Regions from separate parts of the Homo sapiens genome. Here region 1 is linked to region 2. The links are chromatin loops, found by intact Hi-C in ENCODE. Cell type or tissue: IMR-90. All regions are shown on one strand. Each heading gives the region's core, and the rest is flanking DNA. Links, peaks and the distances in the headings are about the cores only.

What was found. Hi-C counts contacts between places; a loop is a spot of excess contacts. Peaks named below come from ENCODE experiments on the same cell type or tissue, not always from the same donor. Only the 100,000 strongest peaks of a DNase experiment are listed, where the experiment ranks them.
Region 1: it touches region 2 in a loop (6-fold over the local background); 6 of 110 quality-filtered maps call a loop at or near these places.

The regions. Positions count from the first base shown.
Region 1 is chr1:15,796,338-15,803,736 of GRCh38, forward strand. No RefSeq gene overlaps it. Among named protein-coding and RNA genes, the nearest start is that of UQCRHL, 7.6 kb to the right of the region's middle. RefSeq lists enhancers at 3,897-4,191, 7,357-7,399. In IMR-90, for the core only: no CTCF peak of the experiment used is centred there; DNase peaks (open chromatin) are centred at 2,864 and 5,024; H3K27ac peaks cover 2,379 bases.
Region 2 is chr1:16,179,250-16,186,648 of GRCh38, forward strand. No RefSeq gene overlaps it. Among named protein-coding and RNA genes, the nearest start is that of EPHA2, 27 kb to the left of the region's middle. RefSeq lists enhancers at 2,643-3,623, 4,451-4,950, 5,041-5,542, 5,543-6,042. In IMR-90, for the core only: no CTCF peak of the experiment used is centred there; DNase peaks (open chromatin) are centred at 1,252, 2,802 and 4,052; H3K27ac peaks cover 2,087 bases.

The DNA of each region.
Region 1 (7,399 bases), core at 923-5,922, 380 kb before region 2:
ACAAAAAACAAAAAAAAAACTAGACTCTCTCTCTGGTTAAGCTCCTAGCCAGCTATTTGACCTTGAGACACAATGTCTTTAAGTTTTGAGGGTGAGGAAGGGTGTCAAAAACTGACATTTATTTCCTGAGCTCTTGTCTGTCTTGTCTGGGGTGAGGCTGGAGAGGTGGGATGATTGACTACGCTGAACAGGAAGCTAGGTTTCAGGAGTTAGGCAGCCTGCCTGGGATCGAGACTCCTTGATGAGGATACTGACAGTAATAACAACAGCAGCAGCTACCATTTCGTGGGCATGCATATGCCCATATGTATTATCTCATTTAGTTCCCACTGCTGCCTGGAAGGAAGGAATGATCTATGATCCCATCGTTCACACAGGGAGACGAAGGCTCAAGGTCACACCACATAGATTCCAGCTCTATATTTAGCCAAGTCCTAAACCCTTTATTCCACTGCCTTAGCCTCCTAGATGAGACAGGGCAATCCCTTGGCCACTGAATTGCTTTTTTCCTCACCTACAAAACAAAGAGAATTATTACCTTGATCATACACGTAAAGGAATGCAATGGCAGATGACCAAATGTCATGTGGTTTCCTGGGATGGATTCTGGAAAGGAAGAAAGGACATTAGTGGAAAATCTGGTGAAATCCCAGTAAAGTCTGGAGTTTGGTGAGTCATGTTGTACCAATGTCAGTTTCCTAGTTTGGACAAATGTGCCATAGTTGCGTGAGATTTTTTTTTTTTTTTTTCTGAGACAGTGTCTCGCTCTGTCACCCAGGTTGGAGTGCAGTGGCGCGATCTTGGCTCACTGCAAGCTCTGACTCCCGGGTTCACGCCATTCTCCTGCCTCAGCCTCCTGAGTAGCTGGGACTACAGGTGCCCGCCACGACGCCCGGCTAATGTTTTGTATTTTTAGAAGAGATGAGGTTTCACCGTGTTAGCCAGGAAGGTCTCGATCTCCTGACCTCGTGAACTGCCTGCCTCGGCCTCCCAAAGTGCTGGGATTACAGGCGTGAGCCACCGCACCCGGCTGTTTTTTTTTTTTTTTTTTAAGACGGAGTCTTGCTCTGTCACCAGGCTGGAGTGCAGTAGAGCGATCTTGGCTCACTGCAACCTCTGCCTCCCAGGTTCAAGCAATTCCCCTGCCTCAGCCTCCCAAGTAGCTGGGACTACAGGCACACACCACCACGCCTGGCTAATTTTTTGTATTTTAGTAGAGACTGGGTTTCACCATGTTGGTCAGGATGGTCTCGATCTCCTGACCTCGTGATCTGCCCACCTCGGCCTCCCAAAATGCTGGGATTACAGGCGTGAGCCTCCATGCCCAGCCTCAATAAATCTAAAGTTATTTTGAAATCAAAAGTTTCTTATCTAACAAACTAACGGGATAAAGGGGAAAGTCTTTGAGCCTGAGCTCCTGGATGCCCTGCCTCTCACTGATGACGTAAGAACAAGGGGGTGAGAGGAGGCCATCACACACTCTTCTGCCAACAGGAAAGTCGGGCTGAGAGGGTAGTCATGTCTGGACAAGGGGGAGGGGCCTACTGACTGAGAAGATGGCAAGAGAAGAGGAGTGGGGGACCTGACCCAATATCTATAGCATGTGGGAGACAAGTGCCAAGTAGGAAGAGGATGGTGAGGGGTCTCAGAAGATCAGAGTGACCTTCACCCAGTGTGAGTGGTAATTTTTTTCCTTCCCACCTTCATCCTCCTCCTCGCAGAGGTGATCAGATGTTTGCAGGTGCCTGCTTGTGTTTACAAGTAGGTCTTGGAAGATAAGAGAGGCAGTGGGAGGGGTGGGAAAGCCCTGTTCTGGCAGTCAGGACACCCAGGGCTTGGCCACTAACCAGCTGTGTGAGCTCGGCCGGTCTCACACCCTCTCTGGGTTATGGATTCCTGAGGAATCCATAAACACGCAAGGATTCCTCAGGAAAACACAATACGGGCCGGGCACGGTGGCTCACGCCTGTAATCCCAGCACCTTGGGAGGCCGAGGCAGGTGGATCACCTAAGGTCTGGAGTTTGAGACCAGCCTGGCCAACATGGTAAAACCCCATCTCTACTAAAAATACAAAAAATTAGGCCAGGAGCGGTGGCTCATGCCTGTAATCCCAGCACTTTAGGAGGCCGAGGCAGGCGGATCACCTGAGGTTGGGAGTTCAAGACCAGCCTGACCAACGTGGAGAAACCCCATCTCTACTAAAAATACAAAATTAGCCGGGGTGGTGGCACATGCCTGTAATCCCAGCTAGTCGGGAGGCTGAGGCAGGAGAATCGCTTGAACCCAGGAGGCGGAGGTTGCAGTGAGCCGAGATTGCGCCATTGCACTACAGCCTGTGCAACAAAAGCGAAACTCCGTCTCCAAAAAAAAAAAAAAAAAAAAAAATTATGGCCTGCCGTGGTGGCTCATGCCTGTAATCCCAGCACTTTGGGAGGCCGAGGCGGGCAGATCACCTGAGGTCAGGAGTTCGAGACCAGCCTGACCAACATGGAGAAATCCCGTCTCTACTAAAAATACAAAATTAGCCGGGCATGGTGGCTCATGCCTGTAATCCCAGCTACTCGGGAGGCTGAGGCAGGAAAATCGCTTGAAACCAGGAGGTGGAGGTTGCAGTGAGCTGAGATCATGCCACTGCACTCCAGCCTGGGCAACAAGAGCAAAACTCCATCTCAAAAACAAACAAACAAACAAAAAACACAATACGACCCAGGAATCCTGAACTGGTCCTTTACAGTTAGCAGGATCCCAAACTTCAGACCACAGGGAGGGGCTGGCTGAAGCAGGAGAGAAACCCATGAGGGGTCACCCTGAGGGCCCAATCAGAAGGCACATGGGGGGTCAGGGAGGGTTAAGAATGCTCTCTGGGGCCTGTGAGTCATGGGCCTGGCAGCTTGGGGTTTCCCAAGACTGCTCAGACGGGCTGTGGCATGCAGGGAGCTCAGCCAGAACCTCCCTTGCAAATCTGCACCCTTTCCCCCAGCAACCCCCCCGCTTCCAGCACCCCTCTGACCAGCAACCCCTCCTTGGCAAGGTAGAACTCCCAATGGCCCACCCTGAGATGGCTTCAAATCAAGTCCCACGGGCAGAAAGCAAACAGTGGCTCCACTCCAGTGTGCCTAGAGATCCCGCTTCATTCATTCATTTGTTCATTCATTCACTCACTCTTTAATAAAATACTCATTGACCCCTCCCATCTGCCAGTCACTGCCCTTGGCACAGAGCTCAGTTTAATGGAAAAAGGAGAAAAGAGAACAGTCCGTGCTGGGGAGGCACAGCCAGGAGTCCAGGAGGGCAGGCCATGGAGAAAGTGATGTCAGAGCTGGGCCTAAAGGGTGTGCAGGGGTCAGCCAGGCGAGGCTCTGGAACAAGAGCTATCCAGGCGCTTGCTCTCTGAGCTGGGCACAGCTGAATGTGGCTGAGCATGTGGGAAGTGCAGGATGAGGGCCAGACTCAGGCAGGAACCAAAGCAGCAAGGCTTCCTAGACTCTGTGCCAGGATTGGGGCTTTTTCCCAGGGGGGCAACGGTGAGAAGGAAGAACCCCAAGCCAGTAGAACCCCAAGCCGGTAGAACCCCAAGCCGGTAGGGCAGATGAACTTGCCATAGAGTCCAACTGCCCATAACCACAGAGGTGGTGGCCGGGCCCAGAGAGGGTGTGAGACCGGCCGAGCTCACACAGCTGGTTAGTGGCCAAGCCCTGGGTGTCCTGACTGCCAGAACAGGGCTTTCCCACCCCTCCCACCGCCTCTCTTATCTTCCAAGACCTACTTGTAAACACAGGCAGGCACCTGCAAACATCTGATCACCTCTGCGAGGAGGAGGATGAAGGTGGGGGAATGAAGGCGTGCAGGTGAATCAGGTCAGTGTTGCTCATAGGCTGACCCAGTGCGGATGGTCCCGTCAGTGGCAAGGAGGGCAGGATTCTGCACGGGTGAGAGCACTTGCCCTAGGGGGATGCAGTGAGTCACTGGGTGCAAAGTTCACACTCCTCCTTCCTCCTGGCTTTGATCTGAGTTCCCTGGAGGGAGGTGCAGCCTGGATTCCTGGAGGCGGGGCCATCTCCTCTCCCTGCCCTGCCCTGTGGGTCCAGATTGGGAGGCCGGCTGTCTCCACTCCTCTCTGAACTCCCACACACACCTTTTCGAGGCCCTAGTAAGTTTCCATGTTGGCCTCACTGGCGGGGTCAGACTTGACCTATCACCTAGGACATTCGCTGCAGGAAGTTGGAAGCTTCCCTCTCCTGCTGAGCTCAGCCATGCGTCTTACTGCCTGGTGCCACATTCCGTTCCCTCCTGTCTCTGGGAGGATGATCAGATCTGGCAGAGAGCCCAGGCCTGCCCAACCAGCGGAACAAAATAAATGACCGCAGGGTGGGACTCCGCGGACACCAAGACACCAGGGAACTCTTGGACTGAGCACCAGAGGAACTAACCCCAGTAGCTGCCCCCGAGCAAGGACCTACTACTGATGCTGCCAACAGCCCCGGGAGACAGAAATATTATCACCCTTATTTTATAGAGAGGAGAAAAGAGGGGTGCAAGGGTCATGGGGACAGTGACTGATCCTGACATCCACTAAGGGCCCTCTTGGGTTTTGTGTCATGAGTTGAAAGGGAAGCAGCTGGCAAGGTGGTGTGACATTGAGCTGCGCAAGTGCAGGTGAGATGCGGTGGAGGTGGAGCAGTGGGACTGACCAGTGTTGGGGTTTTGTCAGGACCGCAGGAGGGGGTGGGGGTGGGGCCTGACCATGAATTGTAGGCTGGGCAGGAAGGACACGGAGGGCAGGCAGGCTGAGGGACATGCAAAGGGGGCAGGATCCATGGACTGCTGGAGCCGGGGCACTGGAGGAAAGAAATGAGGTGAGGTCAGAGAGGTCAGTCAATAGATATTATAGAGGAGGGGCAGTCACTGGTCACGGGGGACAGATACTGGGGTGGCACTGCTCCTAGGGTGTAAACCCTTGGCACATAGCCTGCATAGAACAGGCCCTCAGAGAGTATTTGTGGAATGAATGAGTGGCTACTTGCAGTCTGGGGTTGGGTGACTCAAAGGATATTTTACTTTCTTCTCTCTAGCTTTTTTTTTTTTTTTTCTGAGATGGAGTCTCACTCTATTGCCCAGGCTGGAGTGCAGTGGGGCAATCTTGGCCCACTGCAACTTCTGCCTCCCAGGTTCAAGCGATTCTCCTGCCTCAGCCTCCTGAGTAGCTGTGATTACAGGCACCCACCACTATTCCCACTAATTTTTGTATTTTTAGTAAATACGGGGCTTCATCATGTTGGCCAGGTTGGTCTCAAACTCCTGACCTCAGGTAATCTGCCCACCTCAGCCTCCCAAAGTGCTGGGATTACAGGTGTGAGCCACTATGCCCGGCGGCCTGCTTTTATTTATTTATTTTTTTTAATAACAGCTTTACTGAGATATGAATCACACATACAAAATTCACCCTTTTAAAGCTTTCTTTTTTTTGAGACAGGGTCTCGTTCTGTCACACAGGCTGGAGTGCAATGGTGCGATCATGGCTCACTGCAGCCTTGACCTTCTGGGCTCAAGCCATCCTCCAGCCTCAGCCTCTTGAGTAGGCTGGACCATAGGCGCACACCATCTTGCCTGGATAACTTTTGATTTTTCTTTTTTTTTCTGTAGAGATAGGGACTCACTGTGTTGCTCAGGCTGGTCTTGCACTCCTGGGCTCAAGTGATTCTCCCGCCTCAGCCTCCCAAAGTGCTGGGATTACAGGTGTGAGCCACTGTGCCCAACTCTGATTTTTTTACAGTAAGCACATGATAAGGGAGGAGACCACCCCTCATATTGTCTTATGCCCAATTTCTGAATCCAAAGAAAGAAGTAGTAAAAACTAAAAGGCAGAAATGGAATCCACAGGCAGATAGCCCAGCACTGCACCCTGGGCCTGGAGTTAAAAATCAACCCCGACCTAACTCTTCTGTTATCTATAGATTTCAGACATTGTATGGAAAAGCGTCGTGAAAATCCCTGTCCTCTTCCTTTCCGTTCTGATTACCAGTGCATGCAGCCCCCAGTCACGTACCCTCTGCTTACTCAATCGATCACGACCCTCTCACGCGGACCGCCTTAGAGTTGTAAGCCCTTAAAAGGGACAGGAATTGCTCACTCGGGGAGCTCGGCTTTTGGAGACGTGAATCCACCGATGCTCCCAGCTGAATAAAGCCCTTTCCTTCTACAACTCGGTTTCTGAGGGGTTCTTGTCTGAGGCTCATCCTGCTACAATGATACTTTTCTAATATGAACCCATATATGTTTTTAAAATTCATTTTTCTAAAAAGTTAGGATAAATCCATGAGATAGAAAAATAATGGACCAAAACTTAGAGAAAAGATAACTACTGGCTGGGACCCAGGACTGTGGCCAGCCCTGGGCTGATTTGTGGTTTGAGCAAACCACTGCCCTTCCCAGAGCCTCGCCTGTGAGACGGGGGTTGGCAGAAGTGAGCAGGGCAGCAGCTAGGGATTGAGCTGAACTGATGGCATCTCAGGCTCTTCCCAGCCTTAACAGCTCAAGATTTTGGGGCAATCTGGATTCCCACACCTGGTGAGAGAAGCAAATTAAGGAGATGACCTGGTCTTTGGAGTTCTCTTCCCTAAGAGGATAAACACCACAATATTGACAGTCCAGGCAACAAGGCCAAATTCAACCCAGAACAATGTTTTAGGTCACACCATCTCTCATCAATCCCTAATTGAACTGAAGGTATTTAACACCTTATCTGTCTTTTTTTTTTTTTGAGACGGAGTCTTGCTCTTGTTGCCTAGGTTGGAGTGCATTGGCACGATCTCGGCTCACTGCAACCTCTGCCTCCTGGGTTCCAGCAATTTTCCTGCCTCAGCCTCCCAAGTAGCTGGGATTACACGCTTCCACCACTGCGCCCGGCTAATTTTTTCTTTTTTTCTTTTTTTTTAGTAGAGATGGGGTTTCTCCATGTTGGCCAGGCTGGTCTTGAACTCCTGACCTTGTGATCCTCCCGCCTTGGCCTCCCAAAGTGCTAGGATTACAGGCATGAGCCACCGTGCCCAGCCTTATCTGCCATTTTTTATCTTCCATTCTAAACCAGTCCTTCTCAAACTGAAATGTGCATACAAATCACCTGTGAATCTTGTTAATATGGAAATAATCAATAGGTCTGAGGTGGGACCTGAAATTCTACAATTCTAACAACCTCCCAGCAGATGTCAGTGTTGCTGGTCCCCAGACCACTATTTAAATATCAAGGCTCAGCTGGGCACCGTGGCTCACGCCTGTAATCCCAACATTTTGGGTGACCAAGGCGGGAGGATTATTTGAGCCCAGGAGTTCCAGACCAGCCTAGGCAACATCAGTGAGACTCTGTCTCTACAAAAAACAAAAATTAGCCAGGTACAGTGG
Region 2 (7,399 bases), core at 917-5,916:
AACAGTTCACGCCCTGGAGACAGAACGCGCCCACGTGATTCACACCGGCAGCAGCGGACTCTGTTTCTGTTGCCTTGAATGAGGTGCGCTCTAGTCTTGCAGAGTTTAGAAAACAAGGAGGTGTGGAATGTTCAGGGAAGACTTCCTGATGAGGTAATAATAACACAGGAACAGCTAATATTTGATGAGCACTTGCTGTGTGCCAGGGCTTGTGCTAAACACATGCTTCATCTTATTTAATCCTTGCAAAGAACTTGCCGGGTGGGAACGCATGTGCTACCCGTTTTGTAAATGAAGAACCTGAAGCCCAGAAGCCCAGAGAGTGGAAGTGATTTGACCAAGGTTTTTTTTTTATTATTATTATTATTATTATTTTATTTTTTTAGACAGAGTCTCACTCTTGTCGCCCAGGCTGGGGTGCAGTGGTGCAATCTTGGCTCACTGCAACCTCCACCTTCTGAGTTCAAGTGATTCTCCTGCCTCAGCCTCCTGAGTAGCTGGGATTACAGGCGCCCACCACCACGCCTGGCTAATTTTTGTACTTTTTTTTAATAGAGACAAGGTTTCAACATGTTGGCCTGGCTGGTCTCAAACTCGTGACTTCAGGTGATCCGCCCTCCTCGGCCTCCCAAAGTGCTGTGATTACAGGCGTAAGCCCCGCGCCCAGCCAAGGTTATTCATTTGTTCAGAAAACATTGATTGATGGGGAACTTTTGTTGAGTAGAGTTTCAGTTTGGGATGATGAAAAAGTTCTGCAGATGGACGGTGGCGAAAAGTTGCACAGCAATGTGAATGCACTTAATGCCACCGACCTGTACACTTCCAAACGCTTAACATGGTCGATTTTATGTTACATATATGTTACCACCATAAAAACACAAATGAAAAAGATTTACTGGGCCGGACATGGTGGCTCACACCTATAATCCCAGCACTTTGGGAGGCTGAGGCAGGCAGATCACTTGAGGTCAGGAGTTCGAGACCAGCCTGGCCAACATGGTGAAACCCCGTCTCTACTAAAAATACAAAAATTAGTCAGGCGTGGTGCTGCACACCGTGGTGCAGCTACTCGGGAGGGTAAGGCAGGAGAATCACTTGAGCCCGGGAGGTGGAGGTTGCAGTGAGCCGAGATTGTGCCATTGCACTCTAGACTGGGTGGGTGACAGAGTGAGACTCCATCTCAAAAAAAAAAAAAAAAAAGATTTACTGGTCCCCTGTTGTGTTTTAGGCATGAGTCAGATGCTGTGGATATAGCAATGAACACAGCAGACAAAGGTCTCTGCCTCTGTGAAACTGACATTGGAGAACAGCAGTCTAGAAGAACTTGCTGTGGATGGAATGATGAATGGATAGAAACGTTTTACATCTGCTCCGCACTGGCCGCACGCGGCTACTGAGCACTTGAGATGCGTCTGGTGCACCTGAAGAGCTGACTTTAATTTTATTTCATTTTAATTAATTTAAATTAATTATTTGTTTATTTGAGACAGAGTCTCGCTCTGTCACTCAGGCTGGAGTACGGTGGCGCAATCACAGCTCACTGCAACCTCTGCCTTCTGGGCTCAAGCCAGCCTCCTACCTCAGCCTCCTGAGTAGCCAGGACTACAGGTGTACACCACCACACCCAGCTAATTTTTTGCGTGCTTTTTGTAGAGATGGGGTTTCACCATGTTGCCTAGTCTGGTCTCGAACTCCTGACCTCAAGAGATCCACCCACCTTGGATCCCAAAATGCTGGGATTACAGGCATGAGCTACTGCGCCCGGCCTCTAGATTTAAATAGTACCTACCGAACTGGCCAGTGCAGCTCTAAAAGGTCAGCAGCATGTGAGTGGGAGAGCTGGGCCTGGCTGTGTGTTATTCACGTTCTTGAGTGTTGGCTTTCCACAGTTTGGGCCTCTGGCAGCAGAATCACCTGGGAAGCCAAAACTTCAGATCCCTGGGATCCCAGACCCACTGAATCAGAATCTCCGAGGCCAGGGCTTGGGCGTCTGCCCGTTCACCACACACCCCAGCTGATTCTGATGCACATGAGGTCAAGTTTGAAACCCACCCCACTGCCCTAGTTGTTCAAGACTCCCAGCGCTGGCTGGATGCAAAGTCTTATGCCTGTAATCCCAGCTCTTTTGGGAGGCCAAGGCGGGCAGATCACTTGAGGTCAGGAGTTCGAGACCAGCCGGGCCTACAGAGTGAAACCCCGTCTCTACTAAAAATACAAAAATTAGCTAGGTGTGGTGGTGGGCGCCTGTAATCCCAGGAGGTGGAGGTTGCAGTGAGCCGAGATCGCGCCGCTGCACTGCATCCTGGGCAACAGAGCGGGACTCCGTCTCAAAAAAAAAAAAAGACTCCCGGCCAGGAAGAGAGCTTGAATGAAGTCTGACCTGCACCAGGCCTTCTGGGCCCAGACCAGGCCTGCTTAGGGGCATGTGCCCTGCTCAGAACTTCCCCATCCCAGCTAACCCAGAAGATAGCTGGGATGAAGATAGCTACTTCCGGCTACCAGCCCATGATTCTTTGCCAGCCTGCACTGTTCCCTGAAGAGCAAAAAGACTTGGAATTTCCCTGCTCTATCCAGAGGGGCTGGGATGAGGGGTCCTGAGTTCCCTTATCCCATGTCCTACCAACCTCTGGAGCTCTCCAGTCAGCCAGCTCGAGGCTCTGGCCCTAGCTGGTGGGCAATGGGAGGGAGAGGCTTGGCCCAGCACCCCACCCCACAGATCAGCCTGGTCCGGCAAGGGGAGGAAGGAAGCAGAGGCAGCCTGGGCCAGCGGACACAGGGTTGGGGGTGACACAGGCCTCAGGAATTTGAAAACAAACACTTCGCCAGGGAAGGAAGAGGCTGCTGTTGGCTGCTGAGCCCGGGCGGGCCCAGGTCCCTCCCTTTCAGGGCAGGGGTGAATCCCAGTGCTGCTGACCATGGCCCCCGGCTGGACCCAGTGCTCGGGGAGTTTCCACTCCGCTGGTGGGATGGGAAGGTCATGGGAGGTGTGGGGGGATCCAGGCTCTGTCCAGATACGGGAGCATCCTGGCTGGGGTGAGGACAGGAAGGGACAAAGAGCTGGGAAAGCCACGAGACCCCAGGAGAAGGCTCAGCAGCAACAGGATGCCGCCTCAAGCATTTATTGAGCACCCATGGTATTCCAAAAACTGAGAATATAAGCACTGCCTAGCTGGGGAGATCAGGGGAAGCCTAGAGCCCTGTGGCCTTCCTGGAGGAGGTGGCATTGAACTGAGCCCTGAAAGGTAAACTAGGACCGGGGAGGACAGAATCTTACAAGTCTCCCCCCTTCACACTCCCAGAGCCGGCGCTCAGTGAGTGCATGAGTGAGTAAGCGGCTGACCAGCGACTATGCAGCATGAATGAATGACAGACTGAATGACATGAAGCCTGGAGTCTCAAGGCCGAGACTGCAAAAGAAGAGTCCATCCTCCTATCCCCTCTGCTCTGAACTCTCTTCATGATCCTGAAGGTGCTTGGTACCTGGAGACTACGGAGCCAGCCTGCCGGGGTTCTAGTCTGAACTCAGTCACTTCCCAGCTGTGTAACTTTGGACAAGTTACTTAACCTCTCTGTGCCTCTGGTCCCTTCTCTGTAAAGTGTAGTCATCGGCCGGGCGTGGTGGCTCACGCCTGTAATCCCAGCACTTTGGGAGGCCAAGGCAGACGAATCACTTGAGGTCAGGAGTTCAAGACCAGCCTGCCCAACATGGTGAAACCCTGTCTCTACTAAAAACACAAAAATCAGCCGGGTGTCGGGGGCAGGCACCTGTAATCCCAGCTACTCGGGAGGCTAAGGCACGAGAATTGCTTGAACCCGGGAGGCGGAGGTTGCAGTGAGCTGACATCTCGCCACTGCACTCCAGCCTGGGCAACAGAGTGAGACTCAAAAAAAAAAAAAAAAAATACAGAGGTAATCATAGTGCCTCCTTCACAGGGTTTTTGAGAGGACTGAATGAGTTTTACAAGTGAAGTGCTTAGAACGACGTTGCACATGTAGTGAGAACTACATGAGTGTTGGCCAATGCTATTACTGAGGTTCCAGCTTACGCGTTCATTGAGTCACTCACTCACTCACTGTTCATTCACTGATTCGCTCCTACATGCCATCCGCCACTTACACACCCCTCCCTCTTCACCGTCATCTGTTAAGCAATCCCCGTGTGCCCGGCTCTCTCCTCTCGGTCCTCCCAGCCCCCCTTTGCCAGTCTTGGATGGTGCCCGCCGTGCTGCCAATTACCCTAACAATTTCATTAATTCCTCTCAAGCCCAAAACAAACAAGAAGGACCTATCTGGAGCAGGGGTCACGTGCTAAGACCAGAAGCAGGTGTGGGACAAACCCTCTAGGACGAGTTCTTTGACCAGAGTTCATCACCGGAGCTGCTCCAGAGATGGCCAGGCCTCCCCACCTGCAGGTGCCCGGCCAGTGCCCCCCACCCCGGGCAGCCTCACCCACTCCCCTCTTTGAGTAAAGGTAAAGGGACTTGCCCAAGGCTGGGTTCTCCCACATCCCGACTGCACCTGTCCACATTTCAGGCTTCATTCATGCCAGGAGCCCCAGACCTGCTCCATGCACCAGCTCCGCCCAAGCCTGGAGCCCCGGGCTGGCTGAGGTGAGAGCCCCAAAGCTCGAGCCCATTTCAGCAGCTAACAATTAGAGCTGGTGTGAACATGATGACTGCATGCTGATTAATGTAAGATGGCTGAGCAGAAGATCCCGCCATTTCCTTCCCCACAGGCCCTGGGAGAACAGGTCCCGCTGGGGAAGACTCTGTCGTGTTCTGCAAAAGCCATTTCTTGAGCACGTCCTGCAGGCCGGGCACTGCGCTGGGCACTTGATTCCTTTCAACAGCATGACATGGTGGGAGGACAACTTGCCTCTCATTGATGAAGAAACGGAGGCTCAGAGAGGTAAAGGAACTTGCCCAAGGCCACACAGCCAGTCAGTGTGGTCCTGGAATTCCAATCCAGGTCTTCTCTTGCTGATTCCTACCCCCAGGGATGAGCCAGTTTGACATTTGTGGAACTGGAGAGAGGCTGGGTTTGGGCATAAGGTAATGTTTAGGCCAGAGGGTGGAGAAGGAGAGGACAGCCAGAGAGGCAGAGCCAAGCGCCAGGCAGGAACAATGGTACAGGGCAGGTAACGGGAGCCCGGCCAGCTCTGGGACTCCTGGGCAGGCCCTGCTGGGCCCTGCGAGCAACAGGCTCACCCTGTGGAGCTGCCAGGGTGACAGCAGCCTCGATCTGCTGACTCAACGAGTGCATCGGCCTTTTCCTGGAAAACAGTAGACGCAGTGTGGGTGTCGGAGGGAGGCACCTGTTTGGGAAAAGGGTGTGTGGGAACCCTGTCCTGCCCTGCAGCTCCCCACAGCCAGTGTACAGGTACTTAGCTCCAGGTGCCCCCCGAACCTCCCACCACCTGCCCAGACCCCAGAAGCCACCGGATCCAGGAGTCCGAGCCAGCTGTGGGCTGAGTCCATGGTGCCACCAAGGCTCTGCATGACCAGTGCTGCCAGCCACCACCTCAGCCAAGCAGCACAGCCTCTCAGGGCATGTCCCCACTTGCTGTCTGCAGAGCCTTGTTTTGCCCCACCCTGAAGGGGCAGGTGTAGACGAGCATTGAGGCAGGTCTATGTGACACCACTTGCTGTCACTCTTCTTTGGGAGGTATCAGGGCCACTCTGCCACGGGGCACAGCTTAGGGCCTCCATGGAATCTGGTCTGAAGGATCCCGCTGCCCAGAGGGGGGTCAAGAATACGGAATGGGTTCAGGAGCACCCCCTGTCTTCAGGATCCAGTTGGGGGAGGTCCCAGCAGGGCCAGTCACAGACACTTGTCACACCCTGGAGGGGATAATAGGATCTGGGGCTCAGCCTCCACCAATTTCATCACCACACACCACACCCAGGCAAGGGAGAGCAGAGGCATCAGCAGGGCCTGGCTGAGGGGCTGAAGCCTGGTGGGGAAGCAGGGAGGGCCCCTGGGCCTCTCGGTCCTATCTCTTCCCAATCCAGGCCTCAGCGGACTCCAGGGCAGGGGTGCGGGAGCTGATTTCCAGGTGCAATATTCACTGTCACCATGGCCGCTTCCAGCACCCAGCCTGAATTTCCTAGTGCAATGCTGGGAAGAACTAGTCTTTTTCTTTTTTTTTCTTTTTTTCTTTTTTTTTTTTTTTGAGACAAACTCCTGCACTGTCGCCCAGACTGGAGTGCAGTGGCACGATCTCAGCTTGCTGCAACCTTCGACTCCCAGGTTCAAGCGATTCTCTTACCTCGGCCTCCCAAGTAGCTGGGATTACCAGTGCCCCACCACCACGCCTGGCTAATATTTTTTTTTTTTTTTTTTTTGAGACGGAGTCTTGCTCTGTCACTGAGGCTGGAGTGCAGTGGCGCGATCTCAGCTCACTGCAAGCTCCGCCTCCCGGGTTCACGCCATTTTCCTGCCTCAGCCTCCCAAGTAGCTGGGACTACAGGCGCCCGCCACCACGCCCGGCTAAGTTTTTGTATTTTTAGTAGAGACGGGGTTTCACTGTGGTCTCAATCTCCTGACCTCGTGATCCACCTGCCTCGGCCTCCCAAAGTGCTGGGATTACAGGCGTGAGCCACCGTGCCTGGCCAATTTTTTTGTATTTTTAGTAGAGATGGGGTTTCGCCATGTTGACTGTGGCTGGTCTCGAACTCCTGACCTTATGATCCCCCTGCCTTTGCCTCCCAAAGTGCTGGGATTACAGGTGTGAGCCACCGTGCCTGGCCTCTTTTTCTTTTTCTTTTGAGATAGGGTCTCACTCTGTCACTCAGGCTGGAGTACAGTGGAGTGATCATGGCTCACTGCAGCCTCTACCTCCCAAGCTCAAGTGATCCTCCCACCTCAGCCTCCTGAGTAGCTAGGATACAGGCACTCACCACCACACCTGGCTAATTAAAAAAAAATTTTTTTTTTTGAGACAGAGTCTCGCTCTGTCGCCCAGGCTGGGGGGCAATGGCGCGATCTCGGCTCACTGCAAGCTCCACCTCCTGGGTTCACGCCGTTCTCCCACCTCAGCCTCCTGAGTAGCTGGGACTACAGGCGCCCACCACCACGCCCAGCTAACTTTTTGTATTTTTAGTAGAGACAGAGTTTCACCTTGTTAGCCAGGATGGTCTTGATCTCCTGACCTCATGATCTGCCCGCCTCGGCCTGCCAAAGTGCTGGGATTACAGGCATGAGCCACCATACCCTGTCAAAAAAAATTTTTTTAGAGATGATGTCTCACTATGTTGCCCAGGCTAGTCTCAAACTCCTGAGCTCAAGTGATCCTTCTGCCTCAGCCTCCCAAAGTGCTGGGATGACAGGTGTGAGCCACTGTGCCCGGCCTGGGCAGAGCTCCTCCTGAGAGCCCGTCTGAGTGGGCTCGGGTACAGCA